2 separate regions of the Homo sapiens genome follow, and region 1 is linked to region 2. The links are chromatin loops, found by intact Hi-C in ENCODE. Cell type or tissue: mammary epithelial cell. All regions are shown on one strand. Links, peaks and the distances in the headings refer to the core of each region. The heading gives the core; the rest is flanking DNA. Region 1 has its middle 110 kb from the start of LINC03111. Region 2 has its middle 95 kb from the start of PMAIP1.

Region 1 (11,990 bases), core at 1,764-9,763, 240 kb before region 2:
ATATACCCAAAGGAATATAAATTGTTCTACCATAAAGACACATGCACGCATATGTTCACTGTAGTACTGTTCACAATAGCAAAGACATGAAATCAACCTAAATGCCCATAAATGTTAGACTTGATAAAGAAAATGTAGTATATATACACCATGGAATGCTATGTAGCCTTAAAAAAAGAATGAGATCATGTCCTTTGCAGCAACATGGATGGAGTTGGAGGCCATTATCCAAAGTGAGCTAACACAGGAACAGAAAACCAAATACTGCATGTTCTCATTTACAAGTGGGAGCTAAACACTGAGTACATAGGATCACAAAGAAGGAAAAACAGACACTGGAACCTACTTGATGGCATAGGGTAGGAGGAGAGTGAGGATCAAAAAACTACCTATCAGATATTACATTTATTACCTGGGTGGTGAAATAATCTGTAAACCAAACCCCCATGAAACACAATTTAACTGTGTAACAAACCTGTACATGTACCCCTGAACCTAAAATAAAAGTTAAAAAGGAAAAAAACTTGCTTTTTTGAGTTAAAAGTCCAAAAAATGAACATCTTCCTCGATTTCCTATCTTGTGCAATCTCAGCAGAAGGGACTTTTACAGCTCATGCATACTGGGAGTTCTTTGAGCAGCTATAGCCTGAACCGTCTCTCAAGGAAATGGGTTTCTTTAGGTCTCAGTGTTATTAGTTCAGTATTAAGTATGTCTTACAAACTTCACTTTTAAGAAGTTCAGATTGTCAATAGTCTACTCAAGTATCACATCTTGGCACTATCTCCCCTTAAAATCCCAGGCAAATTTATGGTCCCTAACTCTGTACTTAATATTTCCAAAAGCCACAGCAAACATTCAATAGTGTCAGAAGGAAGGGAAAGGCACGGAGAAAACCTTCCTGGTTTTCTTCTTTCTGGGCTGTCGTTTAATTTATGTTAATTGTTAAGGGTTCATGACAAAAGCAAAAATGGACAAATATGACATCAAACTAAAAAGCTCTGTACAATAAAGGGAACCATCAACAGAATGAATGGGCAACCTAAAGGATAAAAGGGAATATTTTCCAACCATTTATCTAATAAGAAATTAATATCAAAGATTAATAAGGAACTTCTACAACTCAATAGCAAAAAATCAAATAATCTGATTTAAAAACGGGCAAAAGACTTGAGCAGACATTTCTCCAAAGAAGACATACAATGGCCAACAGGTATATAGAAAGCTCAACATAGCTAATCATTAGGGAAATACAAATCTAAACCACAGTGATATATTTCACAATGAAATATCACCTGTCAGCATGACTATTTTCAAAAAATAAACAGATAATCGGTGCTGGTGAGGATGTGGAGAAATTTGCACACTGTTGGTGAGAACATAAAATGGTGTAGCCACTGTGGAAAACTATGGAGTTTCCTTTAAAATCTGAAAGATGGAACTACCACATGATCCAACAATCCCACTTTTAGGTACATATTCGAAACAATTGAAATAAAGATCTCAAAGACAAATCGGCATGCCCACGTTCACTGCAGCATTACTCAGTATAACCAAGATGTGGAAACAAACTAAATGTCCATTGCAGATAAGTAGATACAGAAAATTGGGCATATAAATACAATGGAATATTATTCAGCCTTAAAAAGAAGAGAATTCTGACATATGACATAAATAAACAGTGGAGTACATTATGCTAAGTGAAATAAGCCAATCACAGAAGGACAAATATTGCATGATTCTACTTACATAAAGTATCTGTAATACTCAAGCTCATAGAAACAAAGACTGGAATGATGGTTGCCGAAGACTGGTGGGAAGGGGAAATGAGGAGTTGTAGTTCGATGGAGTAGTTTGTTATGCAAGATGAATATAAGATCTACTGTACAATACAGTGCCTGTAGTTAACAATACTGTATTGTGCACTTTAAAATTTTGTTAAGAGGGTAGATCTCATGTTAAGTGTTCTTACCACACACACAAAAAATCATGCAACAAACAAATAAAACACACAGCAGGGGATAGGGAAATTTTACAGGTAATTGATGTTTATTACCTTGATTGTGATGATTGTTTCACAGGGGTATAGATATACCCAAACTCATTAAATTCTATACATTAGATTCGCAGAGTTTTTATATATCAATTATATCTCAATAAATATGTTTTTAAAAATTGTCAAGGATCGATGACCTGCATACTTAAACTCTTATAAAGTAGTAGGAGGGAATGAGACAGTGAATTCAGGGGTAGGGAGGTATGTTTATTTGATATAGAGAATGAAAGTTTCTGAGGCCTTCCGTCTTCTCTAAAAAGGAGAGAGGAAGGCAAGACTGCTAAGAATAAGGAGTAGGATGGAGAATGGGATTTGGAATGTTCAAGAGAGTAAAGAAAATTTGAAATAGCTATTTTGAAAATCGGAGAATACATTGTACAGCGATTTAATTGGACTGTCAAGCAGTACGAAAAGACCATTGGAAGTCAATGAAACATAAACATAGACAGAAACTAATGTTCTCTTTTATGTGAATTTCTCCGGGAGCACTCAGAAAATGACAACTAAGCTCAGTCATGAAAAAAAAAAAAATGAAGAGCTAAATTCATCCAAATTACAGTTGGTCCAGTGAGCTGCAGAGAAAATAGAAGGACCAGGCATTTTTAGGGTATTTTCAGGAGTAATGTTGCAATTGCAGGTCATGGTTTCTAATTTAGGTTAGGAGAGAAATGGAGAAAGCAGGTAGCAGCAGAAATGGGAGAAATTACGCAGATCAATGGTTTGATGGCTTAAAGAGGTTGGAGGATGAGTGTAGTGGGGTTATTCCAGCAAGTTGGAGGGAGAGAGGCTATGGTCAGAGTTAGATTATTGAATCAGTGATTTTGGAAATGGAGCAATTACTGAGAATAGCAAGATCCAAAGGTGTGAATATGGGAATGGATGGTTGAAGTAAAGGATAAAAGGATTAGGGCAGGGGCAAGAGATCCAAGAAAAAATGGTGTTGGCTGAATGGTCATGTGATTGCTAACCATCACAACCACCAGGATGACAGAGCACTGGGTGGAGAGGAAGGCAGTAACATCACAGGGTAACAACAGTGAGGATGGGAAAAGGTGGTACAGCAAATGTCAAGAACCTCAACAACAAAACAAAAGGAGAAAAAAGAAACATTTTTTTTGTCTTGAGTGAGTAAAAACCTAGAATTGCAGTGAAAAGAAAGAAAGATACTTGTCTACCTCCTGGTCTCAGTGAATGTGGAACATCAAAAAAACAACAGCTACCACTTCAGATTCAGGAGAACCTGTGTCCTCAAGGTAAAAAAAAAAGTTTTACTTACAGCAAAGAAATAGAGGAAATTTATCTTCCCTTTCTGTTTTCTTCTTTTATTCCTTTTACAAATACACAAATATCTCTCATGTGCCAAAACTTGTTCTAAGTTTGAGAAATACAGTGGGAGAAACAAGGTTCTCACACTTAGGGAGTTTACATTTCCATGGTGGGAGAAAGAAAGTAAATATAAGAATGCATATTATGTAATATAATAATCATTAATAATAATTTCTGTGAAAAAAAGAGCAAAGGAGAGTGGTGAGGTTGGAAAAGCTATTTGGGATAAGATCTGTAGATATCATCATTGCAATGTAATATTTGAATAGAGATGGAAAGAATGCTAAAAGGAAAGGTGATCATGCAGCGGATGTTGCTAATGGAGGAGTGACGGACACAATGGAGGTATCTGGAGGTGGGAAAAGAATGAATAGGATGGATAGAGACCTGCATATGTAGCCAAAAATGCTGAAAAGCATTTTGGACACTCTAGTAGGTGAAGGTTTGATGGAAGTGCTAGAGGTCTAACAACTGGGAGTTGACTGAAAAAAGCTGGAATGAAAGGAATGTGACAGTAAATGTTTAGTAACTGGCTCTTTGGAGAGAGACAGGGGAAAGATAGGGGAAGCTCTGCTTCACAGTGTTTGCTAATTTCTATGCTATAATTACTCCCGCCATGACTGATTCCAGGTACGGATGGCTTAACAACCAGATTGCAAAATTTCTGAAAATTTGGCAGTCAATTCTTGCAAGCTGGATAAGCTGGCTCCAATACACCTTTGATTGAAAGGTACAGAATATTTAATTTTGACCTCCTTTATAAGAAGGGTCTTGTGGCCAAAGAATCTGTCTCAACTGGCTCTTGCAAAATGCTAGTCCCTTGATCTTGGACTTCCTAGCTTCCAGACCCTTGAGAAATAAATTTCTGTTCATTATAAATTTTTACCCAGTCTTGGGTATCCTGTTATAGCAGCACAAAATGAACTAAGACATAAACCATGTTAAGATTCAACTTTCTGTACATAAGAGAATAAAAATCAGAGTCAACAATTATACACATACAGAGACACACAGATATGATTATAACTCCCCATGTATAAGTAACTCCTACAAATGTATAACAAAAGGAGAAAAAAATAGTAGAGTAGGAAAAAGAAGCCATTCACAGAAGATAAATTGTAAATGGCGATTACATACATGAAAAGATGTTTTACTCATTACCAATTTGGGAAATGAAAATTTAACCACAAGGTGATCCAACTGTGCATACAATAGTCATACAAAATCAGATTGGAAAGCATGTAAAACAAAGGGAATTCTTATACATTGTTGGTCTGTTTAAATGGATACTATGATAGTGGTGAGCAGTTCAATGTCTCATAAAGATGTATTTCCCATGCCCCGGAAATTTCACTCATATGTGTGAATATAGACTAACAAAACACATACATATGCACAGAGATAAGCAAAGCATGTTTATGGCAGCAATTTTTGCAACTGAAAAAATAACCTGAAACTAACCTGATTGTCGATCAATTGAGTAATGGCAAATGTATAACAGCTGTAGAAAGAAGTGAACTAGAGATATGTGTGTAACATAGATGAATCCTACCAAACTGACACTAAGCAGGAAAAAGAGTAGGATAAAAGAGTGGACATTATATATAAAGTTTATAAACATGCAAATCTAGGCTACATATATTGCTTAAAATGTAAACTTACAAGGTAAAGTTACATTTAAAAAAGAATACATGGTATGATAATCTCCAAATTTCAGTAAATGGAAAGAGAGGGGGAATATGATGAAGGAAGAAAATACTGGGAGATTCAATAAGTTGGTAATATTGTATTTCTGAACTGTATGGTATGAACAAATATATTCATTGTATAATAGTTTAACCTTTTTTGCACGTTAAATAAGTCATAATATTTTAAAAGATTCTTAACCTCCTTTATAATTATAGAAATGTAAATATTACAGAAGTTTAATTACCTAGAAAACATACTTACTTGGAGGTTTCCATTCTCTAAAGCATTTCTTTCTCCAGCCTGAAGTAAATCAGCGTTTGCACATCACAAAGCTTTCGACACAGAATTCTAATTTGCAAAGGTTATTTTAGCACAAATGGAAAAATAATAATTCCGTTCATGAAGGTGTAATTCTTCAAATGTAATGGGCTTTGCTAGTCTGTGATGAGCATATAGCACGGATTCATACAACTTTTCAGGAAATATATAAATGTAATTTAATGTGATAATTATATATTCAATTGATTTGTTAAAACAAACTTTTTGTAGTGAAATTTTCACAGATCAGTGCCTGTATTGTATAGCCTAGGTGTTTGATTTGAAACTAAACAGATTTCATCGACCATATATATATTTAAAAGATGATTTTGATGAGAATTTTAAAGTAACCTATGCTAAACCAAAAGAAAAAAGTAGGTTTATTTATATGAGTAAATCATCTGTTTTCAAACATTTAGGATGGCAAATGGAAGGTAAACCAACATTGCTGTATACAGAACAGGTATGCAAAATAGGTCTTATTTTTTCCACACTGCAGATAAAAATAAACCAAAAAAGTAAGAATTAGAAAGCTCAGATAATTTGTATACTGTCAAAAAGCCATAAAGTAGCCAAATCAGTGTATGAGTTTGTTCTTTACTCCAAATTTCACACTGCTAAATCTAAATCTGGATTGCCGGAGTTAGCAAATGTATATACGGGAATCCCAGTTAGATTTTAATTTCAGGTAAACAATGAATAATTTTATAGTATAAGTACGATTATTTACTATAAATCTGAAATTAACGTTGAATGGATATCTTATATTTTTTGTGGCAAACCTAATTACTTAACAATATCATTCAAAAAGTAAGTACAGGGAGAGATAAAATTAAATAACAAATGAATCTTTTATTAGAAACTAGATAATTAGAATCTAAAAAGGGTAGATAACACATATTATAAATGTTCTCTTTTCCAAATGTTTCTTACAATTTATTGGTGTTTTCCCAAATATCTCTAAAGTCTTTGGCAGGAAAAAACAGAAATATAAATTAGGCTTCTGACATTTACATTACTGGCAGTAAAAGATAAATAGCTTCTTGACTTAGTAATACACCCAAACAATATTGCTGCTGTAATCTCAAATACCTTCAGCAACTTAACTATAACAGCTGGCTCTGCAATATCATGATAACAGCTGTGACTCCTTACCTAGAGAATGTTAATGTAAATTTCAGGTGAGTCATATTGGTGAAGCTGCTTGTGAAACTATGAACAGCCCCAGTATTTGTAATCATGAACAACAGCAGTTGCAGAAATCTTGACATCCACAATGATAATTTGAAAAGTCACATTGTAACCACTAATTTTGATATCTCTCACCTTCAGACATTTTCAGAGTGGGCAACAAGTCAATTCATCACGCTGGAATTTTATTAGATTATACCCAGCAATGAAATATGGTGATTGAAATAAATTCTTCTTAAATTCTGAACACCCATAATTCTATGAATTTATTTCTAAAATATAAGCTCGAAGACATTTAGCAACAAAAATACTAAATAAAAGAACAGTACCCGAAATGAGAAGGGAAGTAAAATTACTTATGTGAAAGCTTTTTAGTCTACTCATTAATTTTTATTACTAAGAGACACACCAAATACATGCCTAGAGATAATCTAATCAGTAGTTTGACAGATTCTGTCACGTCATTGTTAAAAAATAAATTTAAATGCCTCAAAAATATTAAAGGTTTATGTTTATATCTAACTTGAGTACAGATTCGATAGAACAAAATAAAGCACATCTATTTCATTTTAACCAACATTTACGTAGTACTTACCATGTATCAAGAGCTGTTCTTAACATTTTGTTAACACTAACTCATTTGTTATTCCTTCATAATACCATGGGGAAACAGTAGTCCAAAGAGATTCAGTAATTTTCCCACAATCGTATAAACTAGAGCAGGACCAGGATCAGAACCCAGGCAGGCTTGTTCCAGAAAAGGGCTTTTGACCCTAATGATAGACTGGCTCTTCCACATAAAAATATTATGGTATTAATTTACAATTGGACTCAAATTATTCCAAGCAACTATCAAGTGCCACCCACATGCTAGACACTTTACCCAAATTATCTCAATTTCTTGGCATGTCACTGGGAGTGGGGTTTTATCATCCCTAGGTCATTGGCAAAGCCCAGAGGGGTTGAGAGGCTTGAAGAAGATCATAAAAGTGACTGCCAGACCTTAGGTTTCAAGCAAGGACTCTATGGCTTCAAAACCCAAGTCTTCAAATATTTATATGTTAATTAGCTTGATTTAGCCACTGTGCAAAGTGTGCACATATATTATATATATGGTAAAACATCATGATGTACATGATAAATACATACAATTTTTTTCAATTACTTTTTAAACCCATATCCTTTCTGTTCCTCAAAACAGCTTCCTTATGGTGACTTGGAGTAGACACCAGGGGTTTTAGCTTCTCAAAGATCTTTTCTCCTAGGATATATTTTCATGGAAAAAATAATAGACTCCTACAAGAAAACTCATACCTAAATGAGACAACTGAAACGCATATACATGCATGAGCCCATGCACGCAAACACCTACATTTGACACATAGGAATATCAATTGCTATGTAGGAATCTCAGACTCTTCAGCTGAGAGTCGTTTAAGAGGAGAACTGAAGCTAATTCATTCTTGTGTTCTTAGAGTTTAAGACAGCGTTTAGAATAAAATTTGTGCTCAGTAAATGCTAGATGAAGAAATGAATGAAGGCATCTCCACATTCCTTTAATTTAGGAATTTTTGCTAGAGATAAATTTCTGGAAATATATAAATACAATCTATTACATAGCTGTTCCCAGGACTAGAGAACCACTCATAACTTGGTTCCTAAAGACAGGTTCTGGTAAAAACTACAGCTTCTACCACCACTTTCTTCCAGCCCCCAAAGTCAAGTAGTGTATCTTTGAACCTATCAATTAATAAACAGATCTTTGAACAAAAACAAAGATATCGCCAGGAAAATCTGGTATGTATATTTCACTTACTATTACACTGTTCCAAATATCCTCTTATTACTGCCCTGAAGTTTACCAACTTCATCTTGTTGCAAATGAAAAAATAAATGCCTTTTCTAAAGGAACCAAAAAAAAATAGAAATATGAATGGCAAAGTAAAAATTCAAAATAATATTTTAATCTGAGTAGAACAAATTACTAACAACTACCTAGATGTTTTGGTTCATATCTTTGCCGACATGAATGTAGATATTTTAAGAATACATTTTTATTTGTAAAAATAAAACATATGCACATATATGCTTGTATTTATATATTTATATAAATCCAGATGCACCATATTGTATGATGCTGTGTGTGCATGTATACACACATGCACCTATAGTAAGGAAGCTCTCAGCTGAAAGATGGTTTTATAAGTTTGTTGGATTTTGGATTATACATTTATTTAAAATTAACTTGACACAGTTTTTGTCCTCAAAGGTCTTAACACATAATAAAAAAGACAAATATATATAAATATTATTGGGGGAAATACAGTGTGGGAAAGAAATGAAATTTATTAAAATGTACTAGACATGAAACAACACAGAAATTTGCTTTAAATTGGTTACTGGTCTTATAGTTCAATAGAACATTTTTAAACCTCATTGCAGTGTTGTGATCCATATAACAGCTGAGAGGCTGAAAACAAGAGAGGTCACACACAGGAGCTAAGAGCAATGATGCATTAAGCAAATGATCTCACCAAAACACTGCATTTGCAATGAAGAGCATAGAAAACAATCCTCATCTTTAAATAAAACAGAAAAACACACAATTGCTTTGTGGAAATAATTCTTAGGCCAGTTAAATATTCCAGTGGCCTTTCCCATCAAGTCTAATTTTACTGTTTGAAGACATCTCCCTTCCCCATCTCAAAAACAGAAAATTAATCAAAGAATTAAAATAATCAAAGTGATCTGTAGTCTTTCTACAATAAATAAATTATGAAGACACATTTGAAATCTCTATACCATCTTACTAAATACAGCACTGAGGATCTTCTATTTAAACAACAAAGTAGATTTGTGATATGCAATTAATAGAGTAGTTTTCAGCTCAAGTTCAGCTTCCCAAAAGCTGCATTATGTCACCAATTTGAAAGAAATGTGATGGAAATGACTGTGTGTGTTGCTTTGAGTGGATGTATGAGAATTCAAGACAAGCATATGTGATCTTTATAAAGAATCAAGGTATCTGTAAGCTGTATTTTGATGTAGATCATTAAATTTCTGCACCACGCCTCTAAATCAAACTTGCCTACTCACAGTAAGAAACCCCCCACAGCAAGAAACCAATTTATGCTGGTTTCATGACTGATTTTAAAGAATTCCCATTTGTATAAAGCATTTATTCCGTGTTGCAGCAAGCTATATCCAAAATCTCTTGTTCATTTGGATTTCTGCCACCACAATATGCAGCATTGTTAATATTATAACAGCTCATCATCAATATCAGAGCCAGAGTGTGTTAATCTGTTTTCACACATATGATGTTCTTTTGGAGGCTGCAGAAAAGTGAACAAACAAACTCTTCTGGGAATAATGAATCATGTAAAACAGTTAACATTGTAATCATCATTTGTGTGTGATGGACAAAAGCTATAGAATTACATTTAATCAATTGATAGGTTGGTATTGGCTTCGTAACTAAGTAACCACAAAACCATGGAAAGTTTCCGCTTCCTCTCAACCTTACTTTCTCTATCTGAAGAAAAGATTGATCTCCCATGGGACGCCTGTAATTTCTCTGTCTCTAACATTCTATAGCCCTCAGTGGACATAATAGATCATTGCATGGAAAAAAAACGAGCCAAGTATTGCGGAACTAAAATCATTAATTGTTTGGCTCAATGGGTCATCTAGATCCAGCAGACGTCAGTGCAATGTAGTACATCTGGCAGAGACAGAGTCCTTTTAAAAACCAGTGCATCTAATATATCACTCCTTTAAGCACTTAGTGTTGCTATTGTAATCCACAGAATTTGCAGCAAATTACATCACTTCACATAGAGACTTTTCACTCCCAAACACTAATACTCTACTATGAATTATCAGCCTCCGATGACACTATGATTCCTTCTATTATCTCTGCCTTAGTCTGCTGGCCTACTTTCAGGGCTCTGCTCCATGCTGTTCCTGATGCCCTGAAAGCTTTTTGCTTTCCACTTAGCTTAGTCAATTCCTTCTCCTTTTTCAGAACTCAGCTCCAGGGTCACTTTTGCAGAAAAATCTTTCTGGGAACACCTGTCTGTGTCCAGTACCCACAGTATGGGCATGAATAGTGGCATGAACTTTTCATGGTAACAGGTGTCACACGGCATTTTAAATTAATGCTGCTTCACTCATGAAGCTGTTAACACAAGGAAAGCAGAGATCAAGCTTGGTTTTAATATCACCCTGTACAATGGCTGACAAATAGTGAAACCCCAATGAATATTTTTAATGGAAGAATACTATTGTCTTTCATACTACTATTTTAACACACTATAACCAATTTTTAATTATAAGATTACCATTAATATTACTTTTAGCTCCTCCCCACAAGCCCTTCCTAGAGCTTAGAAATGAAATAAGCCAAAGCCTTAAAATTCCACCTTTAGGAACTAATACAGTTTGAATATTTGTCCCCTCCAAATGTCACGTTAAAACGTGATCCCCATTGTTGGAGGTGGGGTCTACTGGGAGGAGGTGTTTTTGTCATGGGGACAGATCCTTCGTGAATCACTTGGTTCCATTCCCTTAGTGATGCGTGAGTTCCCACTCTATTATTTCATGTGAGATCCGGTTGTTAAAAAGTCTGGCGCCTCCCACTCCACACTCTCTTTCTCACCATATGATACACATGCTCCCCCTTCACCTTCTGCCACGACTGTAAGTTCCCTGAGGTCCTCACCATGCTGGTACCATGCTTCTTGTGCAGCTTGTAGCACCATGAGACAAATCTCTTTTCTTTATAAATTTTCCAGCCTCAGGTATTCCGTCACAGCAACACAAAATGGCCTAACCCGTGAACTATATAAATCCATAGATCAACAAAATGACAATTTATATGGATGCACTTGATTTCCAATTACATAACTAAAAGTCTCAACCTCTGGAATGTCATTTTTGCCCTGCGTTCTTCTCATTTAGATAACAGAACAAATGCCACATTTGGGAGAGAGATGAAAATGGAACAAATATCACTGAGCATTGCCTGTTTATACAGGTGACCAATTTAAAGCTATATTGCTGACTAATGGGGGAGCAGCTTCAAGATGGCTGACTAGAGGTATCTGATACTTGCCCCCTCCACAAAGAAGAAGCAAAAGCATAGATCATCACATTTTGAATATATCAGTTCAGAGAGAACACTGGAATTCAACAGAGAAGTGACAGGAAATACCTAAAGCAAGAAAGGAGAGGGAAATAAGACAGCCTTCTCAGCTTGGATAAGCTGGGAACCCAGAGAGGTTCCCCAGTGCAAGGAAAGGGTAATGGAGAGACACCCGATCATCCACATGCCTATCATGGACTCTTGCAATTCTAGGCAAAGAGAGCCCCTCGAACTTCATGGGCTCTGAGACTAACATTGGAGGCTGA
Region 2 (11,990 bases), core at 1,447-9,446:
CAGACTTTACACCAACAAAGACCAAAAAAGACAAAGAAGGGCATTACATAATGGTAAAGGGAACAATTAAACAAGAAGAGCTAACTATTCTAAATATATCTGCACCCAACACGGGAGCACCCAGATTCATAAAACAAGTTCTTAGAGACCTACAAAGAGACTTAGACTCCCACACAATAGTGGGAAACTTTAACACCTGACTGTCAATATTAGACACATCATCCAGACAGGAAATTAACAATGATATTCAGGACTAGAACTCAGCTCTGGTTCAAGTGGACCTAATAGACATCTACAGAACTCTCCACCCCAAATCAACAGAATGTACATTCTTTTCAGTGCCACATGGCACTTATTCTAAAATCGACTGCATAATTGGAAGTATAACACTCCTCAGCAAACGCAAAACAACTGAAATCATAACAGTCTCTCAGACAACAGTGCAATCAAAATAGAACTCAGGATTAAGAAACCCACTCAAAACCATGCAACTACATGGAAATTGAACAATCTACTCCTGAATGACTCCTGGATAAATAAGGAAACAAAGGCAGAAATCAAAAAGTTCTTTGAAACCAATGAGAACAAAGAGACAACATACTAGAATCTCTGGGACACAGCTAAAGCAGTGTTAAGAGGGAAATTTATAGCACTAAATGCCCACATTGGAAAGCTAGAAAGATCTCAAATCAACACCCTAACATCACAATTAAAAGAACTAGAGGGGCGGGCATGGTGGCTCATGCCTGTAATCCCAGTGCTTTGGGAGGCTGAGGCAGGTGGATCACCTGAGGTCAGGAGTTTGAGACCAGCCTGCTCAATATGGTGAAACCCTGTTTCAACTAAAAATACAAAAATTAGCCAGGCGTGGTGGAGGGTGCATGTAATCCCAGATACTCAGGAGGCTGAGGCAGGATAATTGCTTGAACCCAGGAGGCAGAGGTTGCAGTGAGCCAAGATCATGCCACTGCACTCCAGCCTGGGCTACAGAGCAAGATTCCACTTAAAAAAAAGAAAGAGCCAGAGAGGTAAGGACAAACTAATCCAAAAGCTAGCAGAAGACAGAAATAACTAAGATCAGAGCAGAATTGAAGGAGATAGAGACACAACAAACACTCCACAAAAAATAAATGAATCCACGAGCTGGTTTTTTGAAAAAATAGATAGACTGCTAGCTAGACTAATAAAGAAGAAAAGAGAGAAGAATCAAATAGACACAATGAAAAAATGATAAAGGGGATATCACCACTGACCCTACAGAAATGCAAACTACCATCAGAAATACTATAAACATCTCTTTGCAAATAAACTAGAAAATCTAGAAGAAAGGGAGAAATTCCTGGACACATACACCCTCCCAAGACTAAACCAGGAAGAAGCTGAATTCCTGAATAGATCAATAACTAGTTGTGAAACTGAGGCAGTAATTAATAGCCTACCAACCAAAAAATAAGCCCAGGACCAAACAGATTCACAGCCAAATTCTACCAGAGGTACAAAGAGGAGCCAGTACCATTCCTTCTGAAACTATTCCAAACAACTGAAAAGGAGGGACTCATCCCTAACTTATTTTACGAAACAAGCATCATCCTGATACCAAAACTGGGAAGAGACACACACACGAAAAAGAAAATTTCAGGTCAATATCCCTGATGAACATCGATGTGAAAATCCTCAATAAAATACTGGCAAACCAAATCCAGCAGCACATCAAAAAACTTATCCACCACAATCAAGTCGGCTTCATCCCGGGGATGCAAGGCTGATTCAACATATGCAAATCAATAAACATAATCCATCACATAAACAGAACCAATACAAAAACCACATGACTATCTCAATAGATGCAGAAAAGGCCTTTGATAAAATTCAACATCCCTTCATGTTAAAAACTCAATAAACTAGGTGCTGATGGAACATATCTCAAAATAATAAGAGCTATTTATGACAAACCAACAGCCAATATCATATTGAATGGGCAAAAACTCAAAGCATTCACTCTGAAAACTGGTACAAGACAAGGATGCCCTCTCTTACCACTCCTATTCGACATAGTATTGGAAGTTCTGGCCAGAGCAATTAGCCAAGAGAAATAAATAAAACATAATCAAATAGAAAGAGAGGAAGTCAAATTGTCTCTGTTTGCAGATGAACATGATTTTATATTCAGAAAACCCCATCATCTCAGCCCACAAAACCCTTAAATTGATAAGCAACTTCAGCAAACTCTCAGGATACAAAATCAATGTGCAAAAATCACAAGCATTCCTATACACCCACAATAGACAAGCAGAGAGCCAAATCATGAATGAACTCTGATTCACAATCTCTACAAAAAGAATAAAATATCTAGAAATACATCTAACAAGGGATGCGAAAGACTTCTTCAAGAAGAACTACAAACCACTGCTTAAGGAAATAAGAGAGGACACAAACAAATGGAAAAACATTCCATCCTCATGGATAGGAAGAATTGATATCATGAAAATGGTCATACTGCCCAAAGTAATTTATAGATTCAATGCTATTCCCATTAAACTACCACTGACATTCTTCACAGAATTAGAAAAAACCACTTTAAATTTCATATGGAATCAAAGAAGGCCCCACATGGCCAAAACAATTCTAAGCAAAATGAGCAAAGCTGCAGGCATCATGCTATCTGACTTCAAACTATACTACAAGACAAAACAGCATGGTACTGGTACCAAAACAGACAAATAGACCAATTGAACAGAACAGAGACCTCAGAAATAACACCATACATCTACAATCATCTGATCTTCAACAAACCTGACAAAAACAAGCAATGGGTAAAGGATCTCCTATTCAATAAATAGTGCTGGTAAAACTGGCTAGCCATATGCAGAAAACTGAAACTGGACCCCTTCCCGACACCTTATACAAAAATTAACTCAAGATGAATTGAAGACTTAAATGTAAAACCCAAAACCATAAAAACCCTAGAAGAAAACCTAGGCAATACCATTCAGGACATAGGCAAATGCAAAGATCTTATGACGAAAACGCCAAAAGCAATTGCAACAAAAGCCAAAATTGACAAATGAGATCTAATTAAAGAGCATCTGCACAGCAAAAGAAACTAGCATCAGAGTGAACAGGCAACCTACAGAATGGGAGAAAATGTTTGCAACCTACCCATCTGACAAAGGTCTAACATCCAGAATTCACAAGGAACAAATTTACAGGAAAAAAGCAACCCCACCAAAAAGCGAACAAAGGATATGAACAGACACTTCTCAAAAGAAGACATTTACGTGGCCAACAAACATATGAAAAAAACTCAACATCACTGATCATTAAAGAAATGCAAATCAATACCACAATGAGATACCATCTCATGCCAGTCAGAATGGCAACTATTAAAAAGTCAGGAAAAAATAGATGCTGGCAAGGCTATGGAGAAATAGGAATGCTTTTACACTGTTGGTGGGAATGTACATTAGTTCAACCATTGTGGAAGACAGTATGGTGATTCCTCAAGGATCTAGAACCAGAAGTCCCATTTGACCCAGCAATCCCATTACTGGGTATATACTCAAAGGAATATAAATAGTTCTGTTATAAAGACACATGCACACATATGTTTATTGCAGCACTATTCACAATATCAAAGTCATGGAACCAACCCAAATGCCCATCAGTGATAGACTGGATAAGGAAAATGTGGTACACAGACATATGGAATACTACACAGCCATAAAAAGGAATGAGATCACATCTTTGCAGGGACAAGGATGAAGTTGGAAGCCATCATCATCAGCAAACGAACACAGGAACAGAAAAACAAACACCGCATGTTCTCACTCATAAGTGGGAGTTGAGCAATGGGAACACATGGACACAGGGAGGGGAACATCACACACTGGGGCCTGTTGGGGGATGGGGGACGAAGGGAGGAAACTTAGAGGACAGGTCATAGGTGCAGCAAACCACCATGGCACGTGTATACCTACGTAACAAACCTGCAAGTTCTGCATGTATCCCAGAACTTAAAGTAAAATTTTAAAAAAATAAAATAAATAAAAATAGTAACAGAGGTTTCTTTGTAATTAGCCTGTATTACAAGTGTAGACTTTGTGTATTTGTCTTACAAAGTTTGAGCAGTTTCTTATTAAACTAAGATGAAAATTCTGAATTCTAAAAACAAGTTGCCAAAGTACAACTAACCAACAGAAGAAGAAAGTGTTCCCTTCATCCTTAACCTAACTAAAGTCATATAGAGTTGTAACATACTTCAAATACTCCTAGAATATCACTTTCAACGTGGGTCTTAGGTTTTCTGTTCTTTGTTCTTCCTTTTAGCCCTTGATGTTTTTTACTCTCTTCCTTTTCTTTGTTTTCAGTTTACATTTTCCATAAACAACTTTTCCAAAAATAAGATTCTCTCAAATATCACAAAAGTACTATATTAAATTATAAAACTGTAATTCTGGCAATGGACATTTTATAATAGGAAACAATACTTAAATGATTGCAAGGTGGAAAAAAAATGGGTATCACTTCATCAGAACTTGTTTCAAGTTTGTTTAAATTATAGGCTGATTTAAATTTTACTAAACTGATATCTATTTTTGAAATTATCCCTCACTTTTCCATATGATTTATAGGGCGGTGCCCATGGAGTTCTTCTCTTAACATCAACCAAAGACAAGAAGAATAATTCTCTACCTCTGCCTTTGCTTTCTAAATAGGAGGCAGCTTAGTTACATTCTGAAGGTTCACAATATATTGAAGAGACAAAATAAATCCTAGGTCTGGTCTTCTTGGACATGAGAAATGACAGCTCTAGAATGTTAGAAACTTCCATTTGTACATAAGATTCATATCCATAAAGGGTTTGGAAATAAATCCAGCTGGTTTCAACAGGTGTTGACATTAGGTTAAGCGTTCCACCTAGTGGCCAAATCCAGCCTAGCCTGTTCTCTCGGGGTTCTCATACGTCTAAAAGATGATAAAGCAAGGATTGATTTGTCCTAAAGCATCCCCATTACCTGTACAGCAACGAAACATTTTGAATAGTGAAAAATCTTAGGAAGTTCAGGACATTTTTACTTACAGAAAGAAAATATTCCCAATCATATCCCAAGTCATAGGACAAGCTTTCCCCAATATAGTCAAAGCTCAGACATACCATCTTTCACTGTTCAGTGATTTATCCAAAATTCATTAAGCTCCTATTACATAACAAACAGTGTAATCATCACTAGGAACACTAACATTAACAACCAAAAATGCCACTAAGGAACTCATAGACTAGTGGGGAAGACATGAAAATAGGTAATAAAAATCCATATTAAGTACAATGACATAGGAAGCTAGTAGAGCCCAGAAACAGTGAGGGGACTCAAAAGTTTAAAGAAAATAAAACTTCCCCAAGACACCCATCTAGTAAGTTGTTGAGTTGGATTTGAACCCAAGTGTACCTAATTCCAAAGCTATTGGCAGCCCTGCAGGCCCCCAGAATGGGTTATCTATCCCTGCTTCAGGTGACTGAAATTGTAGTGAGGAGGTCCATGATGTTACCACGTCGCTATCATGGACATTTCTTGCAAAAGGCTAATTAGGCATAGCTCTAATAGTCCAATTTATCAGAGGCAATCTAATGGGATGCTGGATTTAGGACAATGGCTTCTGTCACTTGCATGCTGGAATATGACCTAGAACTTCTTCCTAAGCCAAAGCTGGCAGCAGCTACTTCCTTTCCTCTTGTGTACTATAGTAGGTAAGTAGACCACAGTTTGAATTCTGGCTCCACTATTTACTAGCTCTCTGACCTTGGCCAAGTTCATTAATGCCTGGAAACCAGGAGACCTGATTTCTAGTTGTGGCTCTGACACTATAGATACACATAATCCCATGAAAGTCCTGCAGGGCCATACCAAGCAATGAAGGTTTCTATCGATAGTGCGTAGGCTATTGTCTAAATGATTGCATGCCCCAGGTCTAAAATTGAAAATTTTGTATATAATCATGAAAGTGTTGGCTTGATGACTGTGACAGTGAAGGAGAGACAAGAGGGTGAACAACAGACACATCTAACTGAAACTAATACCAGTTATAGCAGTAACCAGTCTCATAAAAAGGGAAGACCTCCACTTCCACTTAGGGAATCTTTATGTAGGAGGAAGAAGCTCCAAAGGGATGTCACTGCTGCAACCACTTGGACTCTGTAGATGACCAAAAGAAGACGATCTCGCATCTTATGGAAATGGAGGCTGCCAAGGAGAACCTCTCCTCCCCTTTCCAGCCAAAGGCTTAAGTAGCTACTGCAAACAAGGGGACACAATAGAGCAAGCTCTGTAGGTAGGACATTTCCTTCTCTCCCCTTTAATCCTTTGGGTCATGGGAAGCATCAAATAAATGTCAGCTTGTATGTTTAACCTAAGTAACGCATACATATTAAGTGTACCTACACATTAGATAAACCCAAAGGCAAAGTGCCTGAAAAGAATTTGCAGCCTGGTCTGCGACCTGAGTCACTTTCCACAACCATCGTCATTTAGTGGCTAAGCCACTAATAACTTTAGGCTCCCTGGAAAATTTGTTGGGGCATTGTTTAGACAAAGACTGATTGGTCATAACAAAATACATACTTCTGACTGTAAACCTTCTTCAGTGTTACTTCTTTTATAAAACAAGGCGTACTATGTAATCCCTAAGTTCCTTCCAACCCTGAACTTCTATGAGCATATGGGTGTGCTGAAACCAGCTCTACCTGCCCTCAAGAGCCAACTGTTAAATATTTTTAAATTTCACAAGCCAGTGGTTAAGCCATGGACAGCATGAAATTGACACATTTGGAGTATTTACAACATAGAAATTGGCAAAGGCTACAAATCAGGGCTTTTTTTCAGAGAGCTAGCTTACTAGCATACCACTCAATGGGAGCTGTTTAACCAAATACATCCACTTGAGGGCACCGTGTTAGATGCTCTAAGAAAGCAGTTCTTTACCAGCCATATGGCCACCCTCCCAGGTGGCATTTGACATGTGAGAAACATTTTTGTTTGTCAAAATCACAGGTAGGCACTATAGACATTTAATGAGCAGGGGCTTGGTCTGATAAATATCTCACATGTGTGTAATAGTTTCTCCATATAAAGAAAAGTCATGTCCAAAATTTTAAGAGCAACCCCATTGAGAAACTGTGCAAGAGGCTCACACATATTCTAACACGAACTTTTGGTAGCCTTCTTTGAGCCTGTATGGAAAATAACATTTCTATGAAATTATTATCTATCGGACTAGCATATCAGAGCAGATAATGCATCATCTCAGAGAGGAACATATTGACAATTTTCTCCCTGACTTCCTAAACTCTCACCTTAAGTTTATCTTTTTTGTCCTCAATTCTTTTTTTTTTTTTTTTTTTTTTTTTTTTTTTTCTTGAGATGGAGTCTCAATCTGTCACTCAGGCTGGAGTTTAGTGGCACAATCTCGGCTCACTGCAGTGCAGCCTCTGCCTCCCAGGTTCCAGCCATTCTCCTGCCTCAGCCTCCCCGGTAGCTGGGATTGCAGGCATGCACACAACCACACCCAGCTAATCTGTGTGTTTTTAATAGAGACAGGGTTTCTCCATATTGGCTAGGCTGGTCTCGAACTCCTGACCTCAGGTGATCTGCTCACATCGGGCTCCCAAAGTGCTGGGATTACAGGCGTGAGTCACCGTGCCAGGGCTGTCCTCTCTTGAATCTGTCTCTGTCTCATTGCTATCTCCACTCTGACTCATTTATCAAAAACTTGTTTTATCCTAGTTCCACTGAGACAGACCATGTATCAGGTAGACTCCAAGTGACAGAAAACCCAAATAATGATGGTTTAAACACGTGATGATTTTCTTTCCTTGCACTTATGATCATGAGGTAGACAATTGCTGGCTTTGTTTCAGCAGCTCAAAGATATCAGGCCTTAGGCTTGATAGCCATCTGGCCTCTTCCTAATGGTAGTGTGTTAGTCCATTCTACGCTGCTATGAAGAAATACCCCAGACTGGGTAATTTATAAAGAAAAGAGGTTTAATGGACTCACAATTCCACATGGCTGGGGAGGCCTCAAGAAACGTACAGTCACGGTGGAAGGCACCTCTTCATAGGATAGCTGGAGAGAGAATGAGTGCCAGCAGGGGAAATGCCAGACGCTTATGAAACCATCAGATCTCGTGAGAACTCATTCACTATCACGAGAACAGCATGGGGGAAAACACCCCCATATTCAATTATCTCCCACCAGGTCCCTTCCACATGGGGATTATGTGGACTACAATTCAAGATGAGATTTCGGTGGGGACACAGCCAAACCATACCAGGTAGCAAGCAGGTTGTGAAGCTGCAGCAGTTGAGACCATTTTCCCAGCAGGAGATGAAGAATCGAGTCAGAAAGGGGAAACATCTATATCCAAAAGCAAAGACTTGCACAGAAGCCCCCGGTGGAAGACTCCAACTTATCCCTCAAGAGCCAGGCTATATCACACGGCCACCCAAGTTGAAGGAGAGCCAGAAGTGGGATCTTAGCTTTCAAGACTGTAAAATGAGAGGGAAATGGGGAAAGAGGGTCGGAAGGGGTAATGAGGAAGCCAACCACAGTATCCATCACAGGCAGGAACTCTTCTGCAGAACTTTAGGGAATATTGAGACATAATATAGAAATATTAAAGACATGGAAACAGGCTCACTCAGAATGAATTTCTTATTGTAAAACAAGTACACATAATCAGAGGTTAGTTGGCACAATTATGGGCACTCATCAAAATTTCTTTCTTCCACTTGTATTCATTGAAGTTCCCTGTCAAAAATGTTTACTCTTTGCATCTGTAAATAATTCCTAATTTCCTTTCTTGTTTCCTTTTCTTCCACTGGGTTTGATATTAACATAGAGAGAGGTTTTTCTGTTTCTATCTCCTTTGGAGACAATAGATAGTAAGTGGGTTAATTACTCAAAACCTGATTAGAAAATGGCATTTTCCCATTCCCAAGAATACATATTAATTTGATCACAGAAGCATCAGATATTAAGGTATCCTTATTTTCTCCACCTTGAAGAAAAGTAAAACATTATTATTTGCTGGCATGGTTTCCTGTCTGTTGGCACTAATTTAATCCCTTGTTATCATGGAAACTTTACTTAAGAGCTTGGAAGTGTGGGGGGAAAAAAAGATTGCGCTCTTGCAATTAAGCTTTCAAATCGATACAAAAAGGAAATAGGTTCCAAACTTGTGTTAGCGATAGGTAGAATGCCAATTCCTTCATTTACAATAGAGAGGAATATGCCTTTTCAGTGGGTAATCTGATTGGATGAATTAATATATGTAAAGAGGGATCTTAAAACATCACATTAGGGCAGGTTTGCTGGCTCACACCTGTAATCCCAACATTTTGGGGGCCAAGGTGGGAGAATCACTTGAAGCCAGGCATTTGAGACTCACCTGGGCAATATAATGAGACCCCATATCTACAAAAAAAATCTTAAAAAATAAAAATTACCCAGGCATAGTGGCACATGCCTGTTGTCCCAGCTACTGGGGGAGCTGAGGCAGGAGGATCTCTAGAGCCCAGGAGTTTGAAGCTGCAGTGAGCTATGATCATGCCACTGCACTCCAGCCTGGGCAAAATAGTGAGAGGTCCTGTCTCTAAAATACAAAATAAAAATAAAAACATCACACATGCCCCACAAGTATATACAGCTACTAGATACCCATAATAATTAAAAATAAAAAATTTAAATATGTATATGTAAAGCAGAAATATCTCAGTTAAAAGCCATGGAAGTACTAATGAAAAAAGAGATACTGAAGCAAATATTGTCAGCGTGACCCCAAGGTACTCCCAGTAAAAGTCTTTTCCAATGGATTCTGCACAGTCTACTTCCACTGGCATCCTAGATTTACTGTGAAAAGATGAACCAAGCTAAGCCTGCCATTCATCATTTGATTCCTCTAAACCCCCATGGTTCACACCAGACATCACAGGGAAACGATTTTATTTCTCTTGGTGTATAAAGCTAAAGGTCTACTCCCAGGGAGAGAATGACCTGGTCAAGTGGACCTGCATGTCAGACCCCCAAGCTTTAGAGCAATGATGCTCAAACTTTAGCATTCCCTGGGAGATTCTGTTAAATCATAGATCCCTGGATTCTACCCCCAGAGAATCTGATTTAGTAGGTCTGCAATGAGGCCCCAGAATCTGCCATTTAACAGTTTCCCAGGTGATGATGATGATACTGGTCTAGTGACCATACATTGAGAAACAATCCTTTAGTTAAAAGGATATGTGGCAAAAAAATCTACAGATGATGGGATGCTGGGAAAGATTACATTCAGTCGTTTATATTTTATCTGTGAAGAAGGAGACATGGTAATCAGGAAAAAGGGATGGAATTGGAGAGAGAAAAGCTTGAGCAAAGTGTGAAAATTTTAAAATAACTACCACAAGGAATGATTAGCACTTGAGCAGTGCTAAAACCCCAACCAAGGTCAGCAAAGGTAATTATGGTGAAGCTTCACTGAATAGTGATGATATGCTAAGTTCTATTTTGGAATCTTGAATGTATTTATTGCTCCTAAAAGTCTCTGTATTAAGAACTTTTGTTATCCCCATTTTCCAGGGAAGAAAGCAGGCTCATAGGTCTAGTAAGTGGGAAAGCTAATATTTGAATCCACAAAGTTTAATTGCAGAGTTCATACTATCAGCAATCATGCTAGTCTGAGACTAAATCATTAAACTTCTTCACTTTGAAATGGAGAAGTTTAATGATTTAAAACTTGGGCTCTTATCCAAAACCCAAATGGCTTTTTTTTTTTTTTTGTGGTCAATGTTGAGACCACATTAAAACATTGTTTAGATGTTCTCACTCTCTGCTGATGATAGCATTGGAGTGAAAGGGAGAGATGTGAAAGATACAGCAGGACAAGACAAGCAGAGAAGGGTGGGCTGGTTTCTCTGTAAGAGCCTCCCAGCTTGGAGGGTTGGCCATAATGTAGCTGATCCTCAGCTTTTCAGATCAGCTACTAAACTCTCATGTCACCAATAGATTGGATGCCAACTCATTTATTTACAGTGAAGGGGGATGCACCTTTACAGTGGTAACCAGAATATTTATATTCCATCTCCAGAGCATATTCTTCCACCAATCAAAGTACCTGCGATCCAAATTAGTCATCAGAAAGCCATTTGTTGGACAGAGAGTCAGACTAGAGGAAGTAAATGGAGGTGCCAATATTTAACTAGGAGATGCTGGTATGATCAGGCAGGTGTTTTCAGCTAGCATCCATTCTGATATCTATATCCATGCTACAGTGGTTGATAATTTTTTTGTATTTAGGTTATCTAAATGATAAAATGCAAGAAACGATGAATTACAGCCACTCCATAGGAATATTCCATTTAGAAGCAAGCAGCAAAAAATAAAATAATGACTAGCACTATAAAGTAAAACATCTCATTAAGAAAGAGATCGTCAAATGTTTAGTGTAATTTGGAAGAAGATGTCTAAGAAATTTCCAAGTAATAGAAATTTTTTTAAGTTTATATATTTGGCTAAGAAAAAAGCTTCAGTTTTCTTGGAAATTTAATTATGTACCAAAGTGAATCCCCACATGATATAAATGAGAATATCTACTAAGAAACAACTAACTATAAGACCCCTGGTGTATTAGTCCATTTCTGCACTACTATAAAAAAACTACCTGAGACTGGGTAATTTATAAAAAGAAGGTTTAGTTGACTCACAGTCCCATATGGCTGGGGAGGCCTCAGGAAACTTACAGTGATGATGGAATGGGAGGCAAGGCACACCTTACATGGCAGCAGGAGAGAGAGAGTGTACACGAAGGGGGAAGCACCATCAACGCTTGTGAGAATTCACTCACTATCATGAGAACAGCAAGGGAGAAATCCAACCCCATTTTTCAATCATCTCTCCCACCAGGCCCCTCCTTTGACATGTGGGGATTATAATTCAAGATGAGATTTG

The links. A loop is a pair of places that touch in the nucleus more often than their neighbours do. Peaks named below come from ENCODE experiments on the same cell type or tissue, not always from the same donor. Only the 100,000 strongest peaks of a DNase experiment are listed, where the experiment ranks them.
Region 1: a loop joins it to region 2, with 3 times the contacts of the local background. A loop is called at or near these places in 5 of 110 quality-filtered maps.

What each region holds. Positions count from the first base shown.
Region 1 is chr18:60,227,283-60,239,272 of GRCh38, reverse strand. No RefSeq gene overlaps it. Among named protein-coding and RNA genes, the nearest start is that of LINC03111, 110 kb to the right of the region's middle. In mammary epithelial cell, for the core only: no CTCF peak of the experiment used is centred there; a DNase peak (open chromatin) is centred at 6,552; H3K27me3 peaks cover 107 bases.
Region 2 is chr18:59,989,496-60,001,485 of GRCh38, reverse strand. No RefSeq gene overlaps it. Among named protein-coding and RNA genes, the nearest start is that of PMAIP1, 95 kb to the right of the region's middle. In mammary epithelial cell, for the core only: CTCF peaks have their summits at 4,929 (motif pointing left) and 6,929 (motif pointing right); no DNase peak of the experiment used is centred there.